2 separate regions of the Homo sapiens genome follow, and region 2 is linked to region 1. The links are chromatin loops, found by intact Hi-C in ENCODE. Cell type or tissue: mammary epithelial cell. All regions are shown on one strand. Links, peaks and the distances in the headings refer to the core of each region. The heading gives the core; the rest is flanking DNA.

Region 1 (7,469 bases), core at 1,021-6,020:
TGCCGCCCAGGCTAGAGTGCAGTGGCACCATCTCCGCTCACTGCAACTTCCAGTCCCCGGGTTCAAGTGATTCTCCTGCCTCATCCTCCCAAGTAGCTGGGATTACGGTCGCATGCCACCACGCATGGCTAATTTTTGTATTTTTAGTAGAGACTGGATTTCGCCATGTGGCCAGGCTGGTCTTGAACTTCTGACCACAGGTGGTCCACCTGCCTCGGCCTCCCAAAGTGCTGGGATTACAGATGTGAGCCACCACGCCTCGCCCGGCTAATTTTTTTAAAAAGTGTTCATGGAGGCCGGTTGTGGTGGCTCACGCCTGTAATCCCAGCACTTTAGGAGGCTGAGGCGGGCGGATCACGAGGTCAGATCGAGACCATCCTGGCTAACACGGTGAAACCCCATCTCTACTAAAAATACAAAAAATTAGCCAGGCGTGGTTGCAGGCGCCTGTGGTCCCAGCTGCTCAGGAGGCTGAGGCAGGAGAATGGTGTGAAACCGGGGAGGCAGAGATTGCAGTGAGCCGAGATTACGCCACCGCACTCCAGCCTGGGCGACAGAGCGAGACTCCTTCTAAAAAAAAAAAAAAAATTCGTGGAGACAGGGTCTCACTCTGTTGCCCAGGCTGGTCTCGAACTCCTGGACTCAACGCAATCCTCCAGCCTCGGCCTCCCAAAGCATTGGGATTACAGGCGTGAGCCACTGCGCCTGGCCCTGGCACATTCTCACAGGTGTATGATGGTAACTCACTGTTTGGGTTTGCAGATTTCCTAATGATGTGTGATGGGAAGCACCCTTTCACAAGCTGCTGCTTTGCCTTCTCTCTGTCTCTGGTGAGGTGACTCTTCAGATCTTTTGTCTGTTTAAAAAATCGGGTTGTTCATTATTGTTGAGTTTTAAGAGTTCTTTTCATATTTTGGATAATGATCCCTTATTAGACATGTTTGTTTCTGTTTTTGAGACAGTCTTGCTCTTGTCACCCAGGCTGGAGTACAGTGGTGCGACCTCTGCTCAGTGCAACCTCTTGTTTCCCAGGTTCAAGCGATTCTCCTTCCTCAGTCCCCCGAGTAGCTGGGATTAAAGGCTTGAGCCACCATGCCTGGCTAAGTTTTTGTATTTTTAGTAGAGATGGGGTTTTGCCATGTTGCCCAGGCTGGCCTTGAACTCCTGAGCTCAGGCAATCTGCCTGCCTTGGCCTCCCAAAGTGCTGGGATTACAGGCATGAGCCACCGTGCCCGGCCTATTTTATTTATTTATTTTTGAGACGGAGTCTTGCTCTGTCATCCAGGCTGGAGTGCAGTGGCGCGATCTCAGCTCACTGCAACCTCTGCCTCCTGGGTTCAAGCAATTCTCCTGCCTCAACCTCCCGAGTAGAGTAGCTGGGACTACAGGCACGCACCACCATGTCTGGCTAATTTTTGTATTTTTAGTAGAGATGGGGTTTCACCATGTTGGCCAGGCTGGTCTTGAACTCCTGCCCTCAAGTGATCCGCCCACCTCAGCCTCTCAAAGTGCTGGGATGACAGGCCACTGCGCCCAGCCTTGGATGAGTTTTAAGCAATACAGACACATGTACCTGCTGCCTGCACCAGGCAGAGGACACTCCCCTTGTTCCCTTCTCTAGTCGGGCCTGTCCTCACAGTCACTGACCTGGTTTTTAGAATTCGTCTGTTCCTGAGCTTCATAGAAACGGAACCGCACATTTAATACTCGTCTGTGTTTGGCCTCTTTCACTGAACTGTTTCTGAGATTCCTCCATGCTTCTGTGTGGGTCGGACGTGTTCGGTTTTGGTTTTGTCTGAGTAGTGTTGTGTCGTACAGACGTTCCACGGTTTGTTTATTCAGCCGCCTGGTGATACGCATTGGAGCTGTTTTCAGTCTGGGGCTGCTGGGAATGGGGCTGCTGTGAACCGGCGGGTGTCTCTGTGTGGGCGTCAGCACGCTGGCCCCAGCAGGAGGGGCTCCCTGGCCCAGGCGTTGTGAAGAATGAAGATCCTTTTTTCATTTCTCTTGGGTAGATTTGCAGGAGTCGAACTGCTGGATCCTGAGACAGATGTTCATTTAACTGTATCGGAAATGACCGAGCTGTTTTCCAAGGTGGCTGTGCCGTCTTGTATCCCCACCAGCACCAACGGGAGCGGTGGCTGCTCCGCACCCTCCGCGGCACGAGCCGTCCTCACTCTGGACGCAGTCGGTCTGCCCGTGTGAGGTGGTTTCTCGCTGGGTCCCATTTGCGTGTCCCAGTGACTGGATGGTAAGCACCTTCTCACGTGCTTTTGGTCATTTGTATATGTTCTTGTGTGGAGTGTCTGTTCAAATATTTTGTTTGTTTTTAAAAACTGGACTTTTGAGTTTTGAGATTAAAAAAAATCTGCCTTCTAGGAGTGGTGGCTCACCCCTGTAGTCCCAACACTTTGGGAGGCCGAGGCAGGAGGATCACTTGAGGCCAGGAGTTCAAGATCAGCCTGGGCAACATAGTGAGACCCCATCTCTACAAAAAATTTTAAAATTAGCTGAGGGTGTTGGTGCATGCCTGGAGTCCCAGCTACTTGGGACGCTGAGGTCGGAGGATTGTCTGAGCCCGGAGTTCAAGGCTGCAGTGAGCTGTGATCACACCTCTGCGCTCCAGCCTGGGCAATAGAGCAAGACCGTCTCAAAGCATAATAATAATAACAAAGATAAAAACATTTTCAGTTTGCATATAGTTCATCAGATATGTGTATTTTGAATATTTTTGTCTCAACTAATAGCTTGACTTTTCATTTTTCTCACTGGTACAGACATTTTTTACTTATATAACCTTGTTTATCAATTTTTTTCTCTTATATTTCTACCTTTTATGTCTTTTTAAAGAAATATATGCCGGCTGGGTGCGGTAGCTCACGCCTGTAGTCCCAGCACTTTGGGAGGCCTAGGCGGGTGGATCACGAGGTCAGGGTCAGGAGACCAAGACCATCCTGGCTAACATGGTGAAACCCCGTCTCTACTAAAAATACAAAAAATCAGCTGGGCGTGGTGGTGGGCGCCTGTAGTCCCAGCTACTCGGGAGGCTGAGGCAGGAGAATGGCATCAACCCGGGAGGCAGAGCTTGCAGTGAGCCAAAATCACGCCACTGCACTCCAGCCTGGGCGACAGAGCAAGACTGTCTCAAAAAAAAAAAAAAGAAAAGAAAAGAAAAAAATATATGCCTATCCCAAGGTTGTGAAGATTTCTCCTGTTTTCTTCTAGAAGCGTTACAGTTTAGCTTTGATGCTTAGATGTTCCATCTTGAATTAAATTTTGTGTGCAATGCGAGGTGGGGCTGAGCTTCGTTTTTCCCGAAACTTTACTCCGTGTTCCAGCTGCCACTTGTTGAAGACTGTCCTTTCCCCGCCTCAGGCCCTTCGGGGACCAACAGACCGCAGACCTGGGTCTGACCCAGGCTCCCTTCTGTCCTGTCTTGTCTCTCCCGACATCTGCAGTAACGTTCTGGACTTGAACTTCTGGGCGTCAGGAGCAAGCCACATTCCTGTATGTCCAGGGAGAAGAGGGGAGACCGGAAGGCTGGGTGGAAAGGCCCAGGTTTTGGCTCCCTCCTCCAGGGCAGCCAGGCTGGGCACAGCTGCCCCACGGGGCGCACAGGCACCTGGCTCTGTGTCAACCAGATGCCCAGAGCAGCCCCAGGGCAGGCCCACACCCACTCCAGACCCCAACATCTCCAGCCCCAGCAGGAGTGTGGCCCCTCCCCCTGTCATCCCGGAGAGGCGGCCACATGGCAGAGGGACACTGGGGGCCAGTGAGGACTAGGAAGGTCCCTGCCAGGAGACCTCAGGGATATCTGATCAAGCCTCAAGCTTTGGGGGTGCTGTGGGGGCAAGCAGAGAAAGGCACAGCCCCTGGCCAGGCTCTCTGTTGCCCCTGGGAGGCCTTTTAGATCCTGCAACACCTACCCCATGCCTCCTGCTCAGGGCCTGGCCTGAGGGCTCCAGCAGGCTTCAGTGTGGGGGAGAGGTGAGCAGGGGCTGAGAAGGTGGCTCATCACCTCTAATGATGTCAGAAAACTAGGCTGTTTCTCCTGCACTCTCACAGCACAGCTCACTGCTGACACCAGGTGGGGGTTCTGTTCCAACAACAGATTAGTCAGTTTTGCAGCCGACGCCGGCTGGGCGTGCTCCAGTTTAATTCCGATACCATCTACCTGAAGACACCATCTACCTAGAGACGTCTACTTGGAGCCATTGTCTGCTGCCCTGTGCCGTCCGCTATCACCCGAACCCTGCGGGAAAACCCACACACCCTCCCCAGCATCACAGTGCAGGTGGAGGTCCCCAGGGCTTAGGGCCAGGCCTCAGTTTACCTGTGACTGTGGGCCATGTGCTCTCGGGCAGGAACTGACGGCCTCTGGGTATAACTCACTTAAGCAGGTCTTTAACACCCAGTTCCCATCTTTCCAGAGACCCTCCCGGGCGCCCTCCCACCAGCCAAAAGCTCACACCTTGAGTGGAGGAGGTGATAGGGTCTGCAGTGGGAGGGATTCCAGATCAACCTGGAGACATTGTCCACCCATAGACACCATCATCTACCTGGAGACATTGTTGTCAACCTGGAGACACCATCAATTCATAGACATTGTTGTCAACCTGGAGACATTATTGTTAACCTGGAGACACCATCAATTCATAGACATTGTTGTCAACCTGGAGACACCATCAATTTATAGACATTGTTGTTAACCTGGAGACATTGTTGTCAACCTGGAGACACCATCAATTCATAGACGTTGTTGTCTACCTGGAGACATTATTGTTAACCTGGAGACACCATCTATTCATAGGCATTGTTGTCAACCTGGAGACACCGTCTATTCATAGACATTGTTGTTAACCTGGAAACATTGTTGTCAACCTGGAGACACCATCAATTCATAGACATTGTTGTCTACCTGGAGACACCGTCTTTTCATAGACATTGTTGTTAACCTGGAGACATTGTTGTCTACCTGGAGACACTGTTGTCAACCTGGAGACACCATCAATTCATAGACATTGTTGTCAACCTGGAGACACCATCAATTCATAGACATTGTTGTCTACCTGGAGACATTGTTGTTAACCTGGAGACATTGTTGTTAACCTGGAGACACCGTCAATTCATAGACGTTGTTGTCTACCTGGAGACACCATCTAGCTGGAGACGCCATCTGTCCTTAGACATCCTCATCTACCTGGAGATGTCCACACAAGGCTGCTGCCCACTCCCCATGCCAATCTCAAGCCCCGGGTGCTTCAGACCAATTGGCTATAAATTGAGGTTCCTAACCCCCATATTTGGGTCAGATTAATTTCCTAGAGCAGCTCACAGAACTCAGGGAAACATGTTTACCCATTTATTATAAAGGACGTTACAAAGGACGCAGATGAAGAGATGCGTAAGGGGAGGGGCGCAGAGCTTTCACCCCACAAGGGCACCCCGTCCAGGAACCTCCACGGCTCTCTGAGCCCTGTCCTTTTGCGACTTCATGGAGGCTTCATTACCCAGGCATGATTGATTACGTCACTGGCCACTGGTGAGGACCGCCTTCAGCCGCCTCTCCCCTCCCCTGCCTGGAGGTTGGGGCAAGGCTGCAAGTACCACCCTCTACTCCTGCTGAGGCCTTTCTGAGGACCAGCCCCATCCTGAGGCTGCCTCCAGGCTGCCAGCCTTCGGTCAATATCAGCACAAAAAGGCACTTGCCACTTTGGCTACTCCAGGGATTTTAGGGGTTTTTGCCAGGAAACGGGACGAGACCAAATATGTTAATGTATATTTCACAATGTCACACGCACATGGCTGTGTGTGCAGAGGCCAGGCAGGGAGAGAGGACAGAGCAGCTGGGAGGCCCCGGGGGGCGTAGACCCATCCTGGGACTAAACCCCCATCAGATCCTTCTGGCACCCCTGCAAGGAGAAGGTGTGGTCCCCCTGACTTTCTCCCCAGGGGCTCATCTCGAAGGAGGCCTCCCGGCTGCACGGCTCCCACAAGGCCAAGAGGAGGAGATCTGAAATCGGCTCCACTCCCTCCCACTGCAGACCCTATCACCTCCTCCACTAGGGGTGTGAGCTTTTGGCTGGTGGGAGGGCGCCCGGGAGGGTCTCTGGAAAGATGGGAACCGGGTGTTAAAGACCTGCTTAAGCGAGTTATACCCAGAGGCCGTCAGTTCCTGCCCGAGAGCACATGGCCCACAGTCACAGGTAAACTGAGGCCTGGCCCTAAGCCCTGGGGACCTCCACCTGCTTCGTGACGCTGGGGACAGTGTGTACGTTTTCCTGCAGGGTTCAGGTGATGGCAGACGGCAGAGGGCAGCAGACGGCAGGCTGGCACTGGGGGGCCATGGAACCCACTGGCAGGGACGCTGGGTGAGGAGGACCTAGGGACCGGGATGAGACAAGCTGAGGGTGTTGGGCAGACATTTCTTACTTTGTATTTTGATATAATAATTTAAACAAACGTACACAAATGTTGCAAAAATAGAACAAAGGACTCCCTGTGCTCTATGCGGACTCACCAGTCGCTTTGTTCTGGCCCATTTGCCGGTTCTGTAGAAGCCTGTAGTTCCAGGCAATTGAGACTAAGACACGATACCCCTTCACCTTTCAGATACGATACCCCTTCACCCTTCACCCTTCACCCTTTACCCCATCACTTCAAGGTGTGTTTCCTCAGAACGTGGAAGCTGTCTGTTACAAAGTCAGGAAGCTGACGTGGATACAATAATATTACTAATACTCAGCCCGTGTGAGCGTGTTGTTGGCCGTGTGCTGTGTGTACGTGGAACTCTCTCCCGTGGTCTCACACTCAGCCCGTGTGAGCGTGTTGTTGGCCGTGTGCTGTGTGTACGTGGAACTCTGTCCCGTGGTCTCACACTCAGCCCGTGTGAGCGTGTTGTTGGCCGTGTGCTGTGTGTACGTGGAACTCTGTCCCGTGGTGTCACACTCAGCCCGTGTGAGCGTGTTGGCCGTGTGCTGTGTGTACGTGGAACTCTCTCCCGTGGTCTCACACTCAGCCCGTGTTAGGGGTCACTGTGGCCTGAGCACAGCTGGACGGGAGCCAGAGAGCTGTCCACGGCAACCTGCAGGTTTTCAATGCTCTGTGGACTCGAGGTGGCACTTTTTGTTTTTGTTTTGAGTTAAGAAGACGTGCACAGATGTGAAAGGTGGGCGGAAACAGGACATCTCCCTCCTGTCCTGGCCGCACAGTCCTGATCTGTCTCCCAGGCTGGAGTGCACTGGCACCATCACAGCTTACTGAGGTCTTGAACTCCTGGGCTCAAGTGATCCTCCCGCCTCAGCCTACCAAATTGCTGGGATCACAGGTGTGAGCCACCGTGCCTGGCCAACCTCATTTTTAATGGCCTTAGAGTCTTCCATGGCACAGGGTGGAGACTGCCCATTACATAGACCCTGAGCGAGGGGCCCTGGGCATTCCCGGTCCATTGGGTGTAGAAGGAGCTGCCG
Region 2 (6,146 bases), core at 1,147-6,146, 120 kb before region 1:
GTGGCAAATGTGAGCTGTTGTCTGCTCCACGTGGACGCGGAGTTTGCTGTGTTTTTTTCTGATTGAGATAGAGGTGCACTCATCTGGTCCAGGGCTCAGCACTTGTACCTGAGGCTGCAGGGGCTGTGCCCTGTCTTGCCCAGGAGTGTTGCCAGCGAGCCCAGGACTGACCAGCCCAGGCTGCAGAGGTCTGAGCTCAGTGACTCTGGCCCTGTCCTGGCAGGGAAGGCTCGCTTCGTAGATGGCGCTGGTCAGTCTTATCCGCATGGCCACACTCCCTCCCTGTGCGAGGTGCTGGCACAGAGCCCCACAGGTGCACTCCCTCAACGGGCCAGGCTGTGGTCTAGGTTCCTCCAGCCCCCAAACCCTATCTTTTTTTTGAGACAGGGTCTCTCATTCTCACCCAGGCTGGAGTGCAGTGGTGTGATCAGAGCTCACTACAGCCTCAACCTCCCAGGCTCAAGCCATCCTCCCACCTCAGCCTCCCGAGTAGCTAGGACTGCAGGCGCACATTACCATAAGCTTTTGTACAGACGGAGTCTCACTGTGTTGCCCAGGTTGGCCGTGAAGTGGGCTCAGGTGATCCTCCTGCTTCTGCCTCCCAAAGTGTTGGGATAATAAGTGTGAGCCACCACGCCTGGCCCAATCCCTGTCTTTCACCTTTGGCCACCATCAGGCCAAAGGTTGCCGGCAGGTTCTCAGGAGCAGCGTCTGGGGACACCTCCACCAGATCTCCCCGCAACCCCAGAATGCATCCCAGAAGGGTCTTGCAGTTGGGGGCTGCCCTCTTGCCCCTTCCTCATGTGAGCCCCTCACTGTGGCCATGACACAGGCCTGGCTCTGCTGGCCCTTGGCAGGGTGGGGACTGAGCCCCAACTCCTGGTGCTTCCTCCCAGTATTATGCGGAGTGTCACGGCGTCATCTACGTCATTGACTCCACCGACGAGGAGAGGCTGGCTGAGTCCAAGCAGGCGTTTGGTGAGTGCGGCCTGGCTGCTCTGGGAGGGATGGATGGTGAGTGGGGGCAGGTCCAGCTTGGGCAGCTCTGTGCCTGGGGCAGGCTCAGTGTCTGGTCAGAAGTGCTCCTGCCTAGTGGGTGACGGGGGGGGGGGGGGCAGAGGGAGTGGCTGTCACAGTGTCCACGCCTGTGGGCCCCTGGGCAGTCAGAGGCAGGATGCTGGGTGTGAGGCGCTGCCTCTCCTGCCCTCCCCAGAGAAGGTGGTGACCAGCGAGGCGCTGTGCGGTGTCCCCGTCTTGGTGCTGGCCAACAAGCAGGATGTGGAGGTGAGCCCCACCCCTGCCTCCCGCAGCAGCTTCCCGAGTCCCCAGCCTCCCCCACAGCAAGGGGAGCAGGTGTGCACCCAGACACCCCAGGCCCAGTGACTGCCCAGGGGGTACAGAGCCATTCTCAAGGCCTGCCCTGCCCCCAGCAGCTTCCCAAGCCTGGTTCCTCTCCAGACCTGCTGCTGCCAGCCCTGGAGGTTCTCCCACCTCAGGGCAGGCGCCCAGAGGCCTCTTCCTGCTATGCAGGGCACCTCTCCCCAGGAGGGCGGCCGTGTCTCAGGAGTGTGTGGCCAAGCTGTGGGGACACCCAGGTGAAACTCAGAGCTCAAAGAAGTGATGCTGGGGCCCTGGTGGGAGTCAGCTCTGACCCTTACCTGTTCCTGCTACCCTTGGAGGTGGCATCTGTGCCAGCCCCACCCCCAGGGCAGCCCCTCAAGACCCCTCTGAGGTGCCACTGCCCCCGGGAGCACTGGCCACGCTGAGTTCTAGCTGTTCTCTTGGAGTGGCTTTGCACAGAAGCAGCCCGGCGTCCAGAGGGCCAGGTGAATCTTCACTTCCTGCCTTCTCTGGGGTGGCTCTGTTGCCCCCAGCCTGTAAGGCTGGCCTCCCCTACAATCTCAGCCGACAAGAGGGACATCTGGTACGGGGCAGGGGTCTCCCCTCGGAGGAAAAGGGGAGGGGAGGGCTGCTTTTTGAAGACTGGGCAGGTGGTTGTGAGCAGAAGCCACCATGACTGCAGACTGCCTCCATCACTGATGCAGGGCTCCCACCTCTCCATCATCCCCGGCTGTGTGGGCCCCTGGGACCTGCCTCCGCCACTGCCCAGGAGGCCTCAGTCCTCAGCGCCCCACCTCGGGGCTCAGGGTGTCCCCCAGGGAGGGGATGGGGGGTGGACTCCTTGGAGCCGTGTGGACGTCTAGTTTGTCTCAGGCACTACCAGCCATGTTCAGCCTCGGGCTGAGCACAGGGTCCTCACTGCTGTGGTCTCTGTGGGAGACACTGGGACCCTGGTGGAGCTCTGGCTGTTTCCCTGGGGTGAAGGGCATACGCCCTTCTGAGAGTCCCGGGCCCACAGGCAGGACAGGGCCAGACGTGGGGGCTGCTCCTCACGGCCTTACCTCCCCCAGACGTGCCTCTCAATCCCTGACATCAAGACGGCCTTCAGCGACTGCACCAGCAAGATCGGCAGGCGAGATTGCCTGACCCAGGCCTGCTCGGCCCTCACAGGGTGAGTGGGGGCTGCACCTGCGGGGGCTTTGGGGACCGAGACCCCCCGCCTCACACCCGCTGTCTTCACAGCAAAGGGGTGCGCGAGGGCATCGAGTGGATGGTGAAGTGTGTCGTGCGGAATGTGCACCGGCCGCCGCGGCAGAGGGACATCACGTAGGCGCAGCCGCGCTGCCGTCGGGACGGCTGGTCCCCTGGTGCTGGAGGAGTGGCCTCCTGTTGGCTCCCATGCTGCTGATCTGGGGGGTGGGTTTGCTTTGCTTTGGGGTTCTTCTATTTACTTTGTTTTCTCGAAGACAAACTTTCCTCTATGTCTGGAAAAGCGTAGGCATCCGGAGGCTTTGGAGGGGAGTCTGGCAGCCCGGCTGGCCCAGGCCCTGCAGCGGCAGCCTTTCCACAGGGCGCAGCGGCGGCCTTTCGAGGCCCTTTCTGGGGGGTCTGAGGGAGACCTGGTTGGGAATTGGGGCTCCAGTGCTCAGGCTGGCTTGGGCTGCATGAGGACAGCCCTGTGGGACCCTCGGGAGACCCCGTGGCTGTCTCCGCCCCATCGAGGAGGAGGCCCGTCAGCCATGGCTGCCATCTGGCTTCTGCCCTGTGACCCCGTGACCCCGTGACCCCGGAAGTGGTCTGGGGCTGATCTTGCCTTGAGGAAGACCCAGGCCATGTTCCCAAAGGCCAGCGGGGGCCCTGGATTGTGATGCAGCCTCGGGACAGGGCTGAGGCCTGCGGGGGAAGACCTATACCCCACGCCTGGGCCTGGCTTCACCTCACCCTAATCCCCCGGGAGGGAGCTGACTGATGCAAAAAGCTGAGGGGGCCTGCTGGGAGTGGCTGTTTTTATGCCCCAGCCCCGCAAGTTGGGGAGTGTTTGTGGGGGTCCAGAGCCCTCCCCCAGCCAGGAGAGAACCTCCCGGAGGGGTTCTCTGTGGGGCCCTGTGTCCCCTGCTCGGGAGTAAGGCTGGTCCTGGGGTCCTCCCTGCACGGACCCCACTGGGCCTGCCGAGTGCTGTGTTCTTCCTCAGTCTGGCTGTGGGCAGGAGCGGCCTGCCCAGTGTCACCCAGGGTGAGTGCAAAATAAAGACGGCGAGTGTGGCTCTGTCCATCCCTTCCCTCCTGGAGGGTGGAGGCTCCTGGCTGTTGGACACGGTGATGGTGTTACTGGGCTGCTCAGGGGCTGGTGGGCAGGTGAGGGGCTCCCCAGGTGGGCCTGGAGAGTCCAGGCACTCCCTTCCTGCGGATGTGGGAAGGACATGGGGTCCTGGGAGGAGCTGCTGGGAAGGGGCATGAGTCAGGGTGGGGGTGGCGCAGCAGCTGCGGGGCTGTGACTCACAGGAGTCGGGCCCTGGAAGTCCCCGCGTCCTCTCCAGGGGACCCTGTGTGTGTTCTGCAGGTTGGTTCCCAGGACCTGGGGGGGACCTCCAGCCCCGGGAACCTGGCCGTGCTGGGGAGGCGAGTGGCTGGTGCAGCCCCCCGGTTGCTCTGGGTGCATCGGGAGGCTTCAGAGCCTGCCCCAGAGAGGGAGAAGCTTCACTTCCCGGAAAGCATGGGAGGCCTGGAGGAGGTCTTTGGCAGGTCCCCTCTCGGGAAATCCCCTGTGAGTTGGGAGTGGGAGGAATTCATAAGTGGGGGGTTAGTGTGGGCCCCGGCGACTAGGGCTGGCCTGAGCCCCATCCTGTTCTTCCAGCAATGATACCCTCCCAGGCCCTGACCCTCGCTGAGCTTCAGGGGCCCCTGCCACGTGCCACAGCCACTGGGGGCAGAGGTGGCACTCCCCACTGATCCTCCCAGGGAGGGTCTGTCTGAGGTAGGGGAAGCCCCGGGCAGCAGTTCTGATGGCAGGCAGCCTGAGGGATCTGGGCACAGCGGGCGGCTCAGGTGTCCCCGGCTGCCCTCCCAGTAGCTGTGCAACTACAACCAGTTTTATGAAAAAGCTTTATAAAAATAAGCTTTAAGAAACCTCATTTCTTCTATTTAAAAAAAAGCCTCTTTCAGTGCAAGTGGGGTGCCAAGGATGTAGAATAAATAAGAGGGGGCCAGGATCAGTGCACAGGGAGGAAGCGCTCACGGACGCTCCGCTCCAGCCCGGGCATCCTGGCCACGCGCAGCGCCTGCAGCAGCCGCACCAGCAGCGCCCCGTCCTGCGCCCCCAGGAGCTCCGTGAGCCGCCGACGCAGCTTCAGCTGCAAGGCCGCGCGGCCCGCCCTTGGTGTCGGACCCCAGCCCTCCGGGGCCTCGAGGGCCTGCAGCAGCCGCTGCAGCCTCTTGATGGAGATGTCCTGGAAAGCCACAAAGTCGATGACGGCACGCTCACACTCCTCAGCTCCTGCAGTGGGGTGGGGAGGCAGCGGTCCGATCATTTCACCCACACACACTGGCGGGGGCTGCCAGGTACCCTGCTTTCTGGGCCCCACTCGGGGGGTTTGCAGGAGAGAGAAATCCCTGTGCAGTGAGCCGTGCTGGAGAGGGCAGTGCAACGATGGGGACTGGAGAAGGGGCAGGAGCCTTCGGTCAGAGAGCTGGAGCAAAGGCCTAGGGGGCAGGAGCGGCCACTCGGACCTTGGCTGCAAGAGGCAAGGGGGCCCAGGCAAGGGCTTGGGGCTCCTGGGCCATCGGAAGGGGCGAGTTGGGACCTGCAGATGGACCGGACCTGACTTGATGTTAAGGGGGTCACTTCCCCCTGTGACTTCTCAACAGTGGTTAACATTGGGCCTCGGTTTCCCCATGTCAGAGGAGGCAGCCACCTTCCTCTCAGGCAGTTAGGAGAGTTACCATCAGGCCTCGGTTTCCCCGTGTCAGAGGAGCCAGCCACCTTCCCCTCGGGCAGTTAGGAGATTGCTGCCCACTTTCCCAGAGCTCCCCAGGGGAGGCTGTGCCCTGGCTCAGATCCAAATTCTCAGCCACCCCTGAGAGGGCAGACTTGGTGGGGATCTAGTGGAGGGACCCCTGACCCCTCAAATCCACTGTGGCCCCTTCCCAGAGCCAGCTGGCATGCCTCAGGCTAGATGCACGTGCAGGGGCAGGAGTGAGGGCACAAGTGGGCCTGGCCTGCAGTGTGCTGCCCCCTCAGGCCTCTGGCTCACCTGGTACCCTGGTGCTGAGGGGGAAGCCAGTGCAGCTGGTGCACAGGGTGTCATGGGAGGAAGAGCCTGGCACATTGAGGGCCAGGCCCAGGGCCGTGCAGTTGCGGTGGGGCTGGCACTGCTCTGAGCTGGAGCTGCTGGCTGAGAAGGTGCCTGGGGGGCACGGCTGGCACTGCGTGTTCTGGCTGGGGGTGCCTGCAGCCAGGAGGGAAGAACAGGGTCAGGGGAACTGGTGTCCTAGCTCAGGGTGCAAGGCTGGGACCAGCAACCTGACCCCTGCCACACCTCCGGCCACCACTCCTGGGGGCCCCTCCCCTCGCCCAGCTCTCACCCGGGGCAATCACGCCGGCACCAGGTGGACACGATGCGTGCTCCAAGCAGAAACCAGCGTGCGCGAAGAAGCCGGTGCGGCAGCGGCAGGCACGGTTGTGGGTGGCGTGGCAAGCCCGTGCCTCCTCCTCACGCTCCCCGCAGAGGACGTTGCAGTAGCGGCAGCGCTCTAGGTAGTTCCAGAACTGCGTGTAGTGGCGCGGTGGACACGGGCCACACGTCGTG

Evidence for each region. Peaks named below come from ENCODE experiments on the same cell type or tissue, not always from the same donor. Only the 100,000 strongest peaks of a DNase experiment are listed, where the experiment ranks them.
Region 2: a loop joins it to region 1, with 4 times the contacts of the local background. A loop is called at or near these places in 7 of 110 quality-filtered maps.

What each region holds. Positions count from the first base shown.
Region 1 is chr20:63,577,569-63,585,037 of GRCh38, reverse strand. No RefSeq gene overlaps it. Among named protein-coding and RNA genes, the nearest start is that of HELZ2, 7.1 kb to the right of the region's middle. RefSeq lists enhancers at 1,444-1,944, 1,945-2,445, 3,729-3,908. In mammary epithelial cell, for the core only: a CTCF peak has its summit at 4,082; a DNase peak (open chromatin) is centred at 4,077.
Region 2 is chr20:63,696,968-63,703,113 of GRCh38, reverse strand. It overlaps TNFRSF6B (TNF receptor superfamily member 6b), which reads right to left. Exons shown (of 3, transcript NM_003823.4): 1 at 5,923-6,146; 2 at 5,592-5,786; 3 at 4,430-4,834. The coding sequence ends at 4,551. ARFRP1 (ARF related protein 1) reads left to right here. Exons shown (of 8, transcript NM_001267547.3): 5 at 897-978; 6 at 1,214-1,284; 7 at 2,412-2,512; 8 at 2,584-4,467. The coding sequence ends at 2,671. It overlaps RTEL1-TNFRSF6B (RTEL1-TNFRSF6B readthrough (NMD candidate)), which reads right to left. Exons shown (of 38, transcript NR_037882.1): 36 at 5,923-6,146; 37 at 5,592-5,786; 38 at 4,416-4,834. Among named protein-coding and RNA genes, the nearest start is that of TNFRSF6B, 3.4 kb to the right of the region's middle. RefSeq lists enhancers at 3,473-3,552, 2,693-3,574, 3,623-3,672, 3,743-3,922, 4,163-4,212 and 1 more. In mammary epithelial cell, for the core only: no CTCF peak of the experiment used is centred there; a DNase peak (open chromatin) is centred at 3,813; H3K4me3 peaks cover 1,962 bases; H3K27ac peaks cover 2,335 bases.